3 separate regions of the Homo sapiens genome follow, and regions 2 and 3 are each linked to region 1. A link is a contact called in ENCODE Hi-C or POLR2A ChIA-PET data. All regions are on one chromosome and are shown on one strand. Each heading gives the region's core, a stretch centred on a gene start or an enhancer-like site at or near the end of the contact. The rest is flanking DNA. Distances are from core to core; before and after follow the strand shown. Region 1 overlaps THADA (THADA armadillo repeat containing). Region 2 overlaps THADA (THADA armadillo repeat containing). Region 3 overlaps LOC105374570 (a long non-coding RNA gene).

Evidence for each region. Hi-C counts contacts between places; a loop is a spot of excess contacts on that map. ChIA-PET counts read pairs that join two places held with the same protein, here RNA polymerase II (POLR2A). Pooled maps may share reads with other maps.
Region 2: a loop to region 1 is called in a pooled map, with 2.9 times the contacts of the local background. The contact joins two enhancer-like sites. A Hi-C loop is called at or near these places in 1 of 37 single-sample maps with no recorded cell type and 4 of 50 pooled maps. POLR2A ChIA-PET finds 5 or more read pairs at or near these places in 1 of 52 experiments (naive thymus-derived CD4-positive, alpha-beta T cell).
Region 3: a pooled map shows a loop between it and region 1 (4-fold over the local background). The contact joins two enhancer-like sites. A Hi-C loop is called at or near these places in 10 of 37 single-sample maps with no recorded cell type and 5 of 50 pooled maps.

What each region holds. Positions count from the first base shown.
Region 1 is chr2:43,386,488-43,390,296 of GRCh38, forward strand. The region is part of intron 29 of THADA (THADA armadillo repeat containing); the gene reads right to left. Among named protein-coding and RNA genes, the nearest start is that of LINC01126, 160 kb to the left of the region's middle. Within about 2 kb of position 1,489, at least 3 of the 41 ENCODE cell types and tissues checked have a DNase peak (open chromatin) inside an H3K27ac peak, as active enhancers do.
Region 2 is chr2:43,575,088-43,579,276 of GRCh38, forward strand. It overlaps THADA (THADA armadillo repeat containing), which reads right to left. Exons shown (of 38, transcript NM_022065.5): 9 at 3,426-3,520; 10 at 1,935-2,155. Among named protein-coding and RNA genes, the nearest start is that of THADA, 19 kb to the right of the region's middle. Within about 2 kb of position 2,048, at least 2 of the 41 ENCODE cell types and tissues checked have a DNase peak (open chromatin) inside an H3K27ac peak, as active enhancers do.
Region 3 is chr2:43,130,671-43,134,537 of GRCh38, forward strand. It overlaps LOC105374570 (a long non-coding RNA gene), which reads left to right. Exons shown (of 3, transcript XR_940018.3): 3 at 384-1,704. Among named protein-coding and RNA genes, the nearest start is that of LINC02580, 30 kb to the left of the region's middle. RefSeq lists enhancers at 444-503, 2,602-3,365, 3,149-3,198, 3,366-3,867, 3,639-3,708 and a silencer at 994-1,043. Within about 2 kb of position 1,426, at least 16 of the 41 ENCODE cell types and tissues checked have a DNase peak (open chromatin) inside an H3K27ac peak, as active enhancers do.

The DNA.
Region 1 (3,809 bases), core at 239-2,738:
TTGTATGCATCATACTACTTTGAGAGTCAAGTGACAGATTTACTACTGACTTTCTAGACATTTACATATATGAGGCATGTATAATATTTAAGGTCCTTTAAAAAATAATATTAACATAATTACGGGCTGGGCACAGTGGCTCACGCCTGTAATCCTAGCACTTTAGGAGGCTGAGACGGGTAGATTACCTGAGGTTGGGGGTTCAAGACCAGCCTGGCCAACATGGTGAAACCCCATCTCTACTAAAACATACAAAAAATTAGCCAGGTGCCAGTGGCGCGTGCCTGTAATTCCAGCTACTCGGGAGGCTGAGGCAGGAGAATTTGCTTGAACCCGGGAGGCAGAGGTTGCAGTGAGCCGAGAGCATGCCACTGCACTCTCGCCTGGGCTACAGAGTGAGATTTCCTCTCAAAAAAAAAAAAAAAAAGCATAATTACTATCTCCGTCATGTATGTTCAGTACCCGTTAGATTTATCCACGAGTTTCCTTTCTGAGGTCTGAATCTGGGAATATGGACAAAGCTTTATGCTTAACTCAAAGAAAACATTTTTATGTTCTGGGTTAAGTTTTCAGTAGAACCTCTGTTTTTAGAGAAGATTCATTCACACAGCCTCTTGTCCCCCACCCAAGAGAGGATCAATGAAACAGACAGCAACTGTACCTAGCAATTCATCAGTGTTTCAAGTAAAGAAGTGAGAAAATTTTAATTATGTGTCATTTTCCGAAGCTTCCTTAGGTAAACAGAAACTAGAATGTTATGCTCTCTGACTCTGAGGAGGGCAGAATTCAGTTTCAACTATACATTATGAAAGTGGATGAGAGGCAGGTTGGAACAAGGACATGAAGCAAGCTATAAGAAGCTAGGATTTTAAAAGTGAGCTGGCTTATATGTTCATAACACTTTTCCAGTAGAAAGACAGAAAGAGAGGAAGGAAAGTGCCTCCTTAGTGACTCCAGTCTGAGTTTTGTATCCCCCTACCTTTTCATTAATGCCTATGCACAGCTCACTGTAGTATGCTGAGCCACAACTTCTGCCCGGGTCAGGAATGGTTTCTTTGGTGGTTGCTGGTATTTAAGAGCTGTATCACACCTTGTCCCACAGGATGATGGGGAAAATCCATAGGTACCATGGAACAAAGGTTCTCAACTAGGGGCAATTTTGCCCCCGCCTCCGCCCCCTGCCTCCCTAGGGGACATAGGGAAATGTCTAGAGACATTTTTGGTTGTTGTTGTCACAAATGAAGGAGGGGTGCTACCAAACACACCACATTGCACAACGCACACACCCACAACAAAGAATGTCAAGAGTGCCGAGGCTGAGAAGCCCTGCCACAAAAGCAAAGGGTGAAGTGGGTAGCAATACAGAGAAATGCAAGAATGTCATGAACAACAATATGGTCTAAAATAGGAAAAGAGTTTTATTACTTATTTAAACTTTCCTTTAAGCCTGTGTGTCAATTTTACTTCAGGCATCTGGGGTGGCTGCCAAATTGGCTATACTCAACCACAGTGCTTTTAAATGGTCAGCTGTGTCCTTAGTAACTCAAATACGTTGGGTGCCATAAATATATCTAAGAGCTATAGCACAAGTACATAAACGTGCAATCTCAAATATGCTATCCCAATAAAAACAAAGGTCTTACTTTTGGCCTATTCCATTTGCATATACTAAAAACAAATAACAACAAATAATACTATTTTTATTGGTTGGGAACCACCAAACAAATCCCTTCACATTATGGGACCACATACCATCAGATATTTTACAGGGATTCTAGGAAATGACAAAAGCCTGACAGTGTACCCACGGTGAGATGTTTTGTTGTGTTGCATAATTTTTAAAGTATATTCAGAATTATCGTCAGTCATATGAAGTCTCAGACAGTAAGAGTGGAATGGCTCGCAGGGGATGGAAAGCATATCTTCCAAGATGAAAAAAAAACTTGGAATGTGCTAGATTAATCTATCTAGGAGGATCCTGTATCTCCTTTCACTTTATGAACTTCAAATTTCTCCCTTCCCATGATAAAAGAGTCCTTTGTCTCAGACAGTGTGAGACACTGATTCCTCAAGTTTCCAGTGGGATCTGAGGGAGAGGATGTAATTCAAAACAAAACAGGTGCAAGGAATAACAACCTGATAGGCAAGAACTCTGCCCTTAAAAATTTGAGCTAATCTCAGCTCTTATAATCTTTAACATGATCTACAGGAAGGCAGAGAACACAGTGACTGACCGGAGGAACCTCTCTGTGAAATATGATAACACATAAAGTCAAAATTGCTGAAAATGGACTTATTTGTCTCATGCACTCACACATCAATAGGAATCCTCATGTTTTACAGTATTATTTCAATGTACAACATTAATTTTTTTAAACACATTTTTCTTTAGCTCAAGGTCTTTTACTCACCATCTACACCAGTGATTCTTACATTTTTAATCATAACCCCCTCACCCCCCGCCCGTAGCAGTGGTGGTGGCAGTAGCAGCAAGTATTAATAATAGCAACTAACATTTACTGAGCATTTACTATATACCAGAGACCTTGCTACCCACTTCCCGCATATTAACTCATTTAATCTTCGCAGCCACCCTATGAGGTCATTTTATTTTCCCATTTACAGAAGAAGTGGAGGCACAGAAATTAAGTAACTCACCCAAAATAACACAGCTAGTAAGCAGCAGAGCTAGGATCCAGAGGGAGACAAGCTGGCTCCAGAGTCCACTCTTACCTACTACCTGAAAGGACCTTTCTGAGCACATGCTCCCAGCTTTTGTGTACTTATTAACTTAGAAATTATATATTATTCTATTAATACATTATGTACATTACATATCAAATGTAAAATAATAGCTAAAAGCCAGGTACACCTGTAGTCCCATCTACTCTGGAGGCTGAGGCAGGGGGACCACTTGAGCCTAGGAGCTCAAGGCCAGCCTATGCACCATAGCGATACCCTAGTCTCTAACAATAACCATAATAATAATAAAACAGGATGCGATAAAAGAAATAACACACTAACGTATTCTTCCACATATATTATTGTCTTGCAAACCCCACTTTGAAGGCTACAGGCCTACAGAGCCCAAACTGCTTGGCCCGGCATTTGTGGTCTCTCACATGCTGACCTGCACCCACCCTGCCATTCACACATCCTCTCTCCTTGACACAACAGGCTGGTTTACTCACTGCCTCCTGCAAACACTTTCTGATGCCCTCCTCCATGCCTGGGCTCATACCATGTCCCTTGCCTCAAAAACAGAAAGCTAGTTTCAAGGTTTATCCCAAGGCCCAATGTTCCCCTGAAGCCTTCTCTCATGTCTCCAGTCCATCCTGGTCTTGCCTCTCAGATGTGTGATCTCGGCCACATGCTTGGTGCACATAACATGTAGCCACGTATTTCTGTGTAATTGTCTGCAGTGTCAATGGTTTATTTTCCAGGTAGCTCATAAGCTTCTTGAGAGCAGAGAATATGCTATAAATTTTCTTTGTATCCTCCACAGTACCTGACATAGTATGTACTTAACTTCTCAATAAATATTTGCTAAGCAGAAGAATAAACATTCTCCACATTTACTCTACATCTCTAAGGCCCAGGTCCAGAGGGTTAAGGTAAAGGTCATACCAGAAAGCAGAGGAAGTAATATGATGGATACTTTGCTCTTTGCCTAAGCTCATCAGAACCATGACAGACTGACGGTATTCACGGTGATTCCAGAAGAAAAGGGTTTCAGAGTCCCCAGCAGTCCTGGCATCTATAGTATGACCACCTCGCTTTAGGGAGCTCTTAAGTTTCTAAAGTAATGG
Region 2 (4,189 bases), core at 798-3,297, 190 kb after region 1:
TATAACAATTTAGACTTTAAAAATATTAAATACACAGAATGACCACAAATTTCAATTATTAAATTTACAAGAACAAAAAACTACAAGTAAAGCCAAAACAGATCTCAAATTTGTATATGATTCTTTTTACCTTGTAAAAAATAATCCAGAAAGCAGTTCAAGATCAGCCTAGGCAATATAGTGAAACCCCATCTCTATAAAAAATTTAAAAATTTAGCTGGGTGTGGTGACACACACCTACAGTCCCAGCTACTTGGGAAGCTGAGGTGGGAGGATTGCTTGAGCTCAGGAGTGAGACTGCAATGAGCTGTGCTCATGCCACTACACTCCAGCCTGGGTGACAAAGCGAGACTTTGTCTCAAAAATAATAATAGTCCAGGAAGGGACATAGGGAAATTTGGGGGATGATGGAAATATTCACTACCTTGACTGTGATGATTACACAAGTTATTTATTTATTTATTTATTTGAGACAGGGTCTTGCTGTCACCCAGGCTGGAGTGCAGTGGTGCGATCTCGGCTCACTGCAACCCCTGCCTCCCAGGTTCAAGCGATTCTCCTGCCTCAGCCGCCTCAGTAGCTGGGATTACAGGCGCATGCCCCCATGCCTAGATAATTTTTTGTATTTTTAGTAGAGACAGGGTTTCACCATGTTGACCAGGCTGGTCTTGAACTCCTGACCTCAAGTGATCCACCTGCCTGAGATCTGCAAGCCTGGGATTACAGGCTTGAGCCACCATGCCCGGCCTACACATGTAATTTAAAAGATAAGGAAAGCCAAGTGTTGGAGATGGTTGGGGGAATGGGGCTTCTCTGTGATAAAAATATTCTAAAGTTGTTTGAATTAACTTTTAAGATGTTAAAACTTCATTTCAGAAATGTTGATAAGGATCACTTTAGATTACCTATGTTAAAGTGCTTCATAAATTCTAAAGCACTACACATGTAGAAACTTTTATAGTTTTAAAAAATGATGCTAAAAACAAATTTCAGGAAAAAAATTTTTAAAGAAAAAATATAGCAAAGAGAATATTAAAAATTAATTTTAGAAATGCTGGTGGTTGTACAACTCTGTGAATAAACTAATAAACTGAATTGTACACTTCAAATTTATGAATTGCATAATATAGCTCAAATATGTAAAAAATTATTTTAGTTTTCCTCCTTTATTCATATGTTCAGTATTATCAAGCTGTATATATGTTTCGACATTTCATATACATGATCACTTTCAGCCATTATGGCAAAAACACCACAAAAATACAAAATACAGCCCCATGAAGTCAGAAGACCTTCTAAGATTGCTGTTTCAGGTTCTTATTAGCAATATGGTCTCAGGTAAGCATTTACTTTTCTAAGCCTCCCTTTGCCCATTCAACAAATTAGATTTCTTATCCTATATAGTAGCCATTTGAGGATCACATTAGATTACCTATGTTGAAGTTCTTTATAAATTCTAAAACACTATACATATAAAAATTTTTATAGTTTTTAAAAACGATAACATTGAAAATGTTAAAAATTAATTTTAGAAATGTTCTTTACAGGCTAACCTGCAGCAATAATTTTATTTATTTATTTTTTTAAGACAGGATCTCACTCTGTCGCCCAGGCTTGAGTGCAGTGGCACAATCATATCTCACTGCATCCTCGGCCTCCTGGGCTCAAGCAATGTTCTCACCTCAGCCTCCCACGTAGCTGAGACTACAGGCGCATGCCACCACACCCAGCTAAGTTTTAAAAGTTTTGTACAGACACAGTCTCACTATGTCACCAAGGCTGGTTTTGAACTCCTGGCCTCAAGTGATCCTCTTGCCTCAGCCTACTGGGAGGGTAGCTGGGATTAGAGGCACAAGCCACTCCAGCTTTTGGACTGCATCTTCTAAATGTCTTACAAGTGAAACAAAATATGAGACGATAGCATCAAAACTCACTGTGAACTCAAGGTGAACAAAACATGTGCAGTATCCAAGAGCAGGGCCTCCCCACTCCGACCCATGCTTCCGTTCTGCCAGTCCAACATGGCAAGTGTCCCCTGACAGAGGAATAAGACAGCTGACTGAGAGATGTCACCACAACAGAGGCTCCTGCAGCTGCTCATAAACCACTCGGGGACACTGGTGCAGTCCACTGAACGAAGCAGCACACTGCTAATCTGGAAAAATATAGCAGAGCTAACACACATAAAGCTTTTAAAACTTTTCAGAGATATTTCAAAATACAAACCCAAACATCTCTTTCCCCTGAAAAATCCTAGGAAAAATGACTAAATCCAAAGATAAAATACCCACAAATGTCATGATTATTGTATTAGTATTAAAGGAAAAAAATTACATCAAGTACGAGAATGATTTTGCTGGTTGGAATGTACTGGCAGAGCACAACACATCGCCACCTGCAGGTGGATAAGCTTAACAACTGCTTTTTTTTTTTGGTATGTATTTTTTTTTTAAACAAATGCTTTTAGAGGTGATTTGAGAAATAAACATCTTCGACTTATCCAAAGATAATTACTTTGTGTGATCTCATAATATATTTTTCTAAGGTCAGGTAAAAAGATAAAATAAGTTTCCATACAATATAGCAAGCAAAAAAAGAAATCTACTAGTAAAAAATACAAGGATTGTGGCCTAAATTATCAAATTATACTTTCTGTAAGAAGCAAATTTACTGAACAATTGACTCTATCTAGCATGCTTCCTGTCTAAAGCACATGATTTGGGTTATTCTCAATAAAGAATACATTTATCAGAAAAGTTATTACTGTGTATATATCTATACATTGATATGCATAATTTTAACATTAAAAATATCTTTTAAGATACTAATGAGAGATGACACTGAACAAACAGCACTAAAAAGAAACTAAAAGAATGTACATCAAAAATGTTTATAGTGATTATCTTTGTGAGATGGACTTACAGGTGACTGTTATTGTCTTTTTGTTATTGTTGCTTTATCTGAATTTTTGGAATTGTCTCTTATTATAACAGAAAAAGGTCATCAGAAGGAACCAGACAATGCAAAAAAAAATTATTTTAATTCACTTCTTTAAAAATATTTTTAATTTTTTTTTTTTTTAAGAGACAAGGTCTCACTCTGTTGCCCAGACTGGTGCAATCTTATCTCACTGCAGCCTTAAACTCCTAGGCTCAAGCGATCCTCCTACCTCAACCTCTCAAAGAGCTGGGACTACAGCTGTGCACCACCATACCCAGCAAATTTTCTTTTTTTTTTTTTGTAGAGACAAGGTCTAGCTAAACTCCCCAGGCTAATCTCAAACTCCTGGCCTCAAGTGACCCTCCTGCCCTGGCCTCCCAAAGTGTTGGGATTATAAGTGTGAGCCACTGCACCAAGCCAAAATTATTTTTTAAACATACCCTAACTCTCAATAAAGTACAATTCTAAAAAGGAGATGCACTTACCAAATGAGGAATCTTTTCAGACGGGTGAAACATAGTCTTAATAAAAAGAATAATAGCTAATCCAGATGTGCTCTGTACAGTCTGTAACAGATCATCTATTTGGCAAAAAAGGAGAGAAGCTTGTGTTAAATAATGAATATTCTGGTAGAGTGGAAAGAGCAGATGCTGAGCAGCCAGATAGGCCTGGGTACAATTTCTAGTCTGACCACTTCCTGGGTGAATAGGTCTTACCTAAGTTATTTAACATCCCACAGACTCTCTTTTCTCTTGGGTAAAATGGGATAACTCTTAACTGAGGCAGTGTCAGGTTTAGATGAATAATGAACATAAACGCTTTTTAGAAGGAGTCTCACTCTGTTGACAGGCTGGAGTGTAGTAGCGTGACCTCAGCTCACTGCAACCTCTACTTCCTGGGTTCAGGCGATTCTCCTGCCTCAGCCTCCCAAGTAGCTGGGACTACAGGCGCGTGCCACCACACCCAGCTAATTTTTGTATCTTTAGTAGAGATGGGGTTTCACCACGTTGGCCATGATGGTCTCGATCTCTTGACCTTGTGATCCGCCTGCCTCGGCCTCCCAAAGTGTTGGGATTACAGGCATGAGCCACTGTGCCCGGCTGAATATAAAGGCTTTTAAGCCCAGCATATAGATACTCAATAAACGTGATTCCTTCCTCTCTCCTCTAACATACACTTTCTTCCTCGCCAACTATTGCTTCCCAAAACACCTAACAGCAACACCACCTGTCCCCTCCCCTCCACCAAT
Region 3 (3,867 bases), core at 176-2,675, 260 kb before region 1:
TGAGCCTGGGAGAGCCTGGGAACCCAAAGGCCCATCACAGAGGCTCGGAGGCAGCTGTGTCCACGCGAGACAGAACTTAGGCTGGACTTGGGGGTACAACCCCAGGATAAACTTGGACACATTGAAGGGCAAGCAGCTTGGCCTCTGTCCAACAGGAAACCCCCTCTGCACAAGGAGAGAGGGAATGAGCACAGAGTAGAGGTGCCATGTGTTTCCCAGGGCTTCACTGCAGACAGCATCTCCTGGGAGGTAAACTGAGGCCCCTGTGTGCAAAGCAAGAAACTAGGGCAAGCCCCTTGGGGCTAAAGGTCAAGGAACTGAAGGTTCCAATTTACCTGCCCTGGTAGTTTCTGGCAAGAGACCTCCACCGCCTTCCCTTCCAGGATATGCCAGGCTGCAGGCTACAGTGCCGAGAAGGAGAAGACGGAGGCGGTGGTGATGTCACCCAAGGAATTAAGTAAGCAGGGGAGCTGATAACATCGTCCAGCCAGGCTCACTGTGGGCAGGGTGACTCACTGAAGACGGCCTGCGATCGCCAGGTGATTGTTGTTGTGCCCAGCCTGTGGGGCTGGGGAGGAGGAAGGGGGGCAGGCCACAGAGCTGTGACAAGTTCCTCACCGAGGCCCCTGCTCAGGGGAGAGACCTCAGTACACAGTGTCCTCCACCTCTGAGCCCGGGGCTGGCTCAGGAAACAGCCCCCCTCTGCCTGTGCGATTATCTTTGTCCACAGTGTTTGGTGTGTGTTTGTGGGGTGTGTCAGGTGATTTTCCTGCCCGAAGCCTGCTGGGTGCTCCAGGTACTAGCGATTGCTCACAGCAGAGCAGTAGCCCCCTCCCTGGTTGGACAACTGTCTGTGGAGACAACACCGGATGGCAAACTGCTAACCGCAACCACGTGGCGTCCTTACAGAGGGAACAGCCTGTTCCTCCCGCTGAGGGCACCTGCAGACCTGCCCCATTCATGGCTCCCTTCTCCCTCAGTCCCTGCTGAGGGGATGGTCCCTTCCCACCCTTAAGGGCACCATGGACTGTTGTCCAAGTTGAGAACTGTCCAACTGCAGGGGGCACCATTCACTTGGCAGTCTTCGTGCCAGATGCTATGGCTGTCCACAGTGGCCCTGCCCCTTCCCTTTTGTAAATTACTTCTCAGTTCCCTCCTCCACCAGAATTATCACACCAAACTTTCCCCCATGTATGCTTGCTTCTTTATCACCTGACACTCTCATTCATTCATTCCACAAAAAAATTGTGGCGTTTGTGCAAGGTACTATTCTAGGCAAGGGAACAAGACAGACCCTCCTGGAGCTCATGGAGTTCATATTCTAGCATGGGGGAGAACCAATAAATAAATAATTGGATACATAAAACTGCAAGTGACAATAAGTGCTACAAAGAAAACTAAAGCCAGCCCAGGATAGAGGGTGATAGTGCCCTACTTCAGCTAGGACTGCCAGAAAGGCTTCTCTGTGGGGAGGTGGCCTCTGAGGGGAGACCTGGAGGCAGCAAAGGAGGAAGCCTTCCCGGCAGAGCCCCTCCCATTGGCACCCAATGCCAAAAGAAGTTTCTATAACCCGTCCTGGTTCTGCCAGGAGCCTGCGGCATGGCCTGGGGCGCTCAATTCCCAGTGCAGGGTGTCTATTTCTTCCCCCAACAAACAAGAGGCCTAGTCGCATAGTCTCTTCCAGCACAAATTCACCCACCTGTCGGCTTGAGGAACATGACAGGAATCTGGGTTGGAAGGCCAACTCAGCCACCCACAAGCTGTGTCATCTTGAGCAGGTTACTCAGCCTCTCTGAGCCAGTTTTCTTTCCTATAAAATGTCAGGGAATTGTGGAGGATTAAATGAGGTTGTGGAACTGAAACCACCTGGCACAGGTGCTATCTATGAAGTGAGTGCTTCATAGATATTTTCTGGGGCTGCGCCTAGGTGAGGTGGGGCGAGGTGGGGTGAGGTGGGGCGAGGTGGGGTGAGGTGGGGCGAGGTGGGGTGAGGTGGGGCGAGGTGGGGCCTGGGGGTGCGGTGAGGAGGCGGCTTCCACTGGAGGAGCCTGGAGAAGGCAATGCTGACCCCAAGACGCAAAGCTCTGGTGGCTGCCCAGGTCTGCAGTGGCAGGGCCCGGGGAGCTGGCCCAGGCTGGGACCCTACCTCTACCCACCCCGGGCCTGTGCACTTCCCACTGACAGCAGCCGGTGGGGCGGGCAGGGAGCTACAGTGGGGCCCCCAAGAACTGTCACTCCGCGGCCTAGCTTTCAACATCCTTTGGGGCCCAAGCCACTCAGTTCAACCTCTCTTCCTTCCTCCTTCACTCAGGCTGTTTTGAGTGAGGGCCAGCCACACTCAGACTCCAGCCATGGTGCTCCCTCTCAGCTCCAAGAGCCCAAGGCAAGGAGGTGGAAGGTTAATCAGAGTCCACCCTGGTCAACACAACTTCCCTAACACCTGATGTGAGTTTAGGCATTTAGACCCTGCCGGGAACCCAGAGGAACATGCAGGTGCTCAGCAGGTGCAGGGTGCGGGCAATAACACCAATAGCAGTAATAATAACTAGCCTTCTCGGCTGCCATGGGCCAGGTGCTTTTCATCTAAGACCTTGCTTGATGTTAATCCTGAGATGTGGGCATTTTTTATCCCCTTTCATACTTGAGGAAACTGAGGCTCCAGGAAGGAGGGGTTGTGGGGTGTCGGCGGCAGGGTTTGTGGGCCTACTTCCTGCAGGACAGGAACCTTGCAAGGCACAGGGGATCTGGAGAAGCAGAATTGGAAAGACTCGGGTGGGTGGACCAGCCTGAGGCTGGGGAAGGGCCTTGCAGGGGATTCCTGTCCCACAGATGCCTGCAGGCCCAGGTGTGAGGCCCCCAGCCCCACCACCCCAGCCCAGCCCACAGCTGCTGTGTCACAACCCCTAGAGCGGCTTGGGACTCTGAGTCTCCAACAAGCTCCCAGGTGACCTGGAAGCAGCTGGCTCAGTCTGGGAGGCCAGAGCTGGGCTGCAAAGCCCTGACAAAGCCATTTCTCAGGCCCTCCTGACTTTGAGGCAGGAAATGATCATCATGGCAGCTAATATTAATTGACACCTTACCTGCACAGTAGGTGCTGTGCTAAGCACTTTGCATATGTGAACCTACTTAACTCTCACAATAGTTCTGCGAGGAAGAGAACCTGGGCACAAAGAGGCTAAGTGACTTGCCAGTCATACAGTGCTGGCATTGAACCTGGACACCTGGCTCAAGGCCACACATCTGCCCGCAAAGCAGGATGCCTGGGGTAGGGAAGGCGGCAGGGCAGGGCCTCGAGCACTGGGTCTGAGTGCGGGGCTGGACCTGGTAGGCCCTGGGCAGCAGCAGGTTTCTGAGCAGGGGACCGGCATGCTCCCCAGGACTGGCCACATGGTGTGCGCGTGAGGGAGGCCTGGGCAGACAAGCTCAACACCACTAAGGGCTGAATGTGAAACCCTCCCGCAGGGATGTGGTTTTGACATGAGAAGGCAAAAGAAATAACGCTTCCCTCAAAGGAAAGAACTGACAAACAAAGCTGGGCGCCCATGTGTCGGGCACAAACACTAAAGGTGGAAGTTCAGACGCTAGGAAGGGCGCCCGCAGCCACTTCCTCTGCCGCCCCTCTTCCCCTGCAACAAGGCCTAGTATAGATAGGTGCACAGCTCCTGGGCCTGAGGTCTAAGGACAGCCAGCCTGGGGGACCACCTGTCTGTCCACATGTGTGTGCAAGAGGTCAGGGAGAAAGGGCCTCTGGGTGCTTGCTTGCAGGGAGTGCCTGTCCCCATCCCACCCTGCTCCTGCAGCCGAAAAGGACAGACGCCCTGACTCTAATCTGTACCTCTGGGGCCTCAAAACCACAGCCACGTCAGC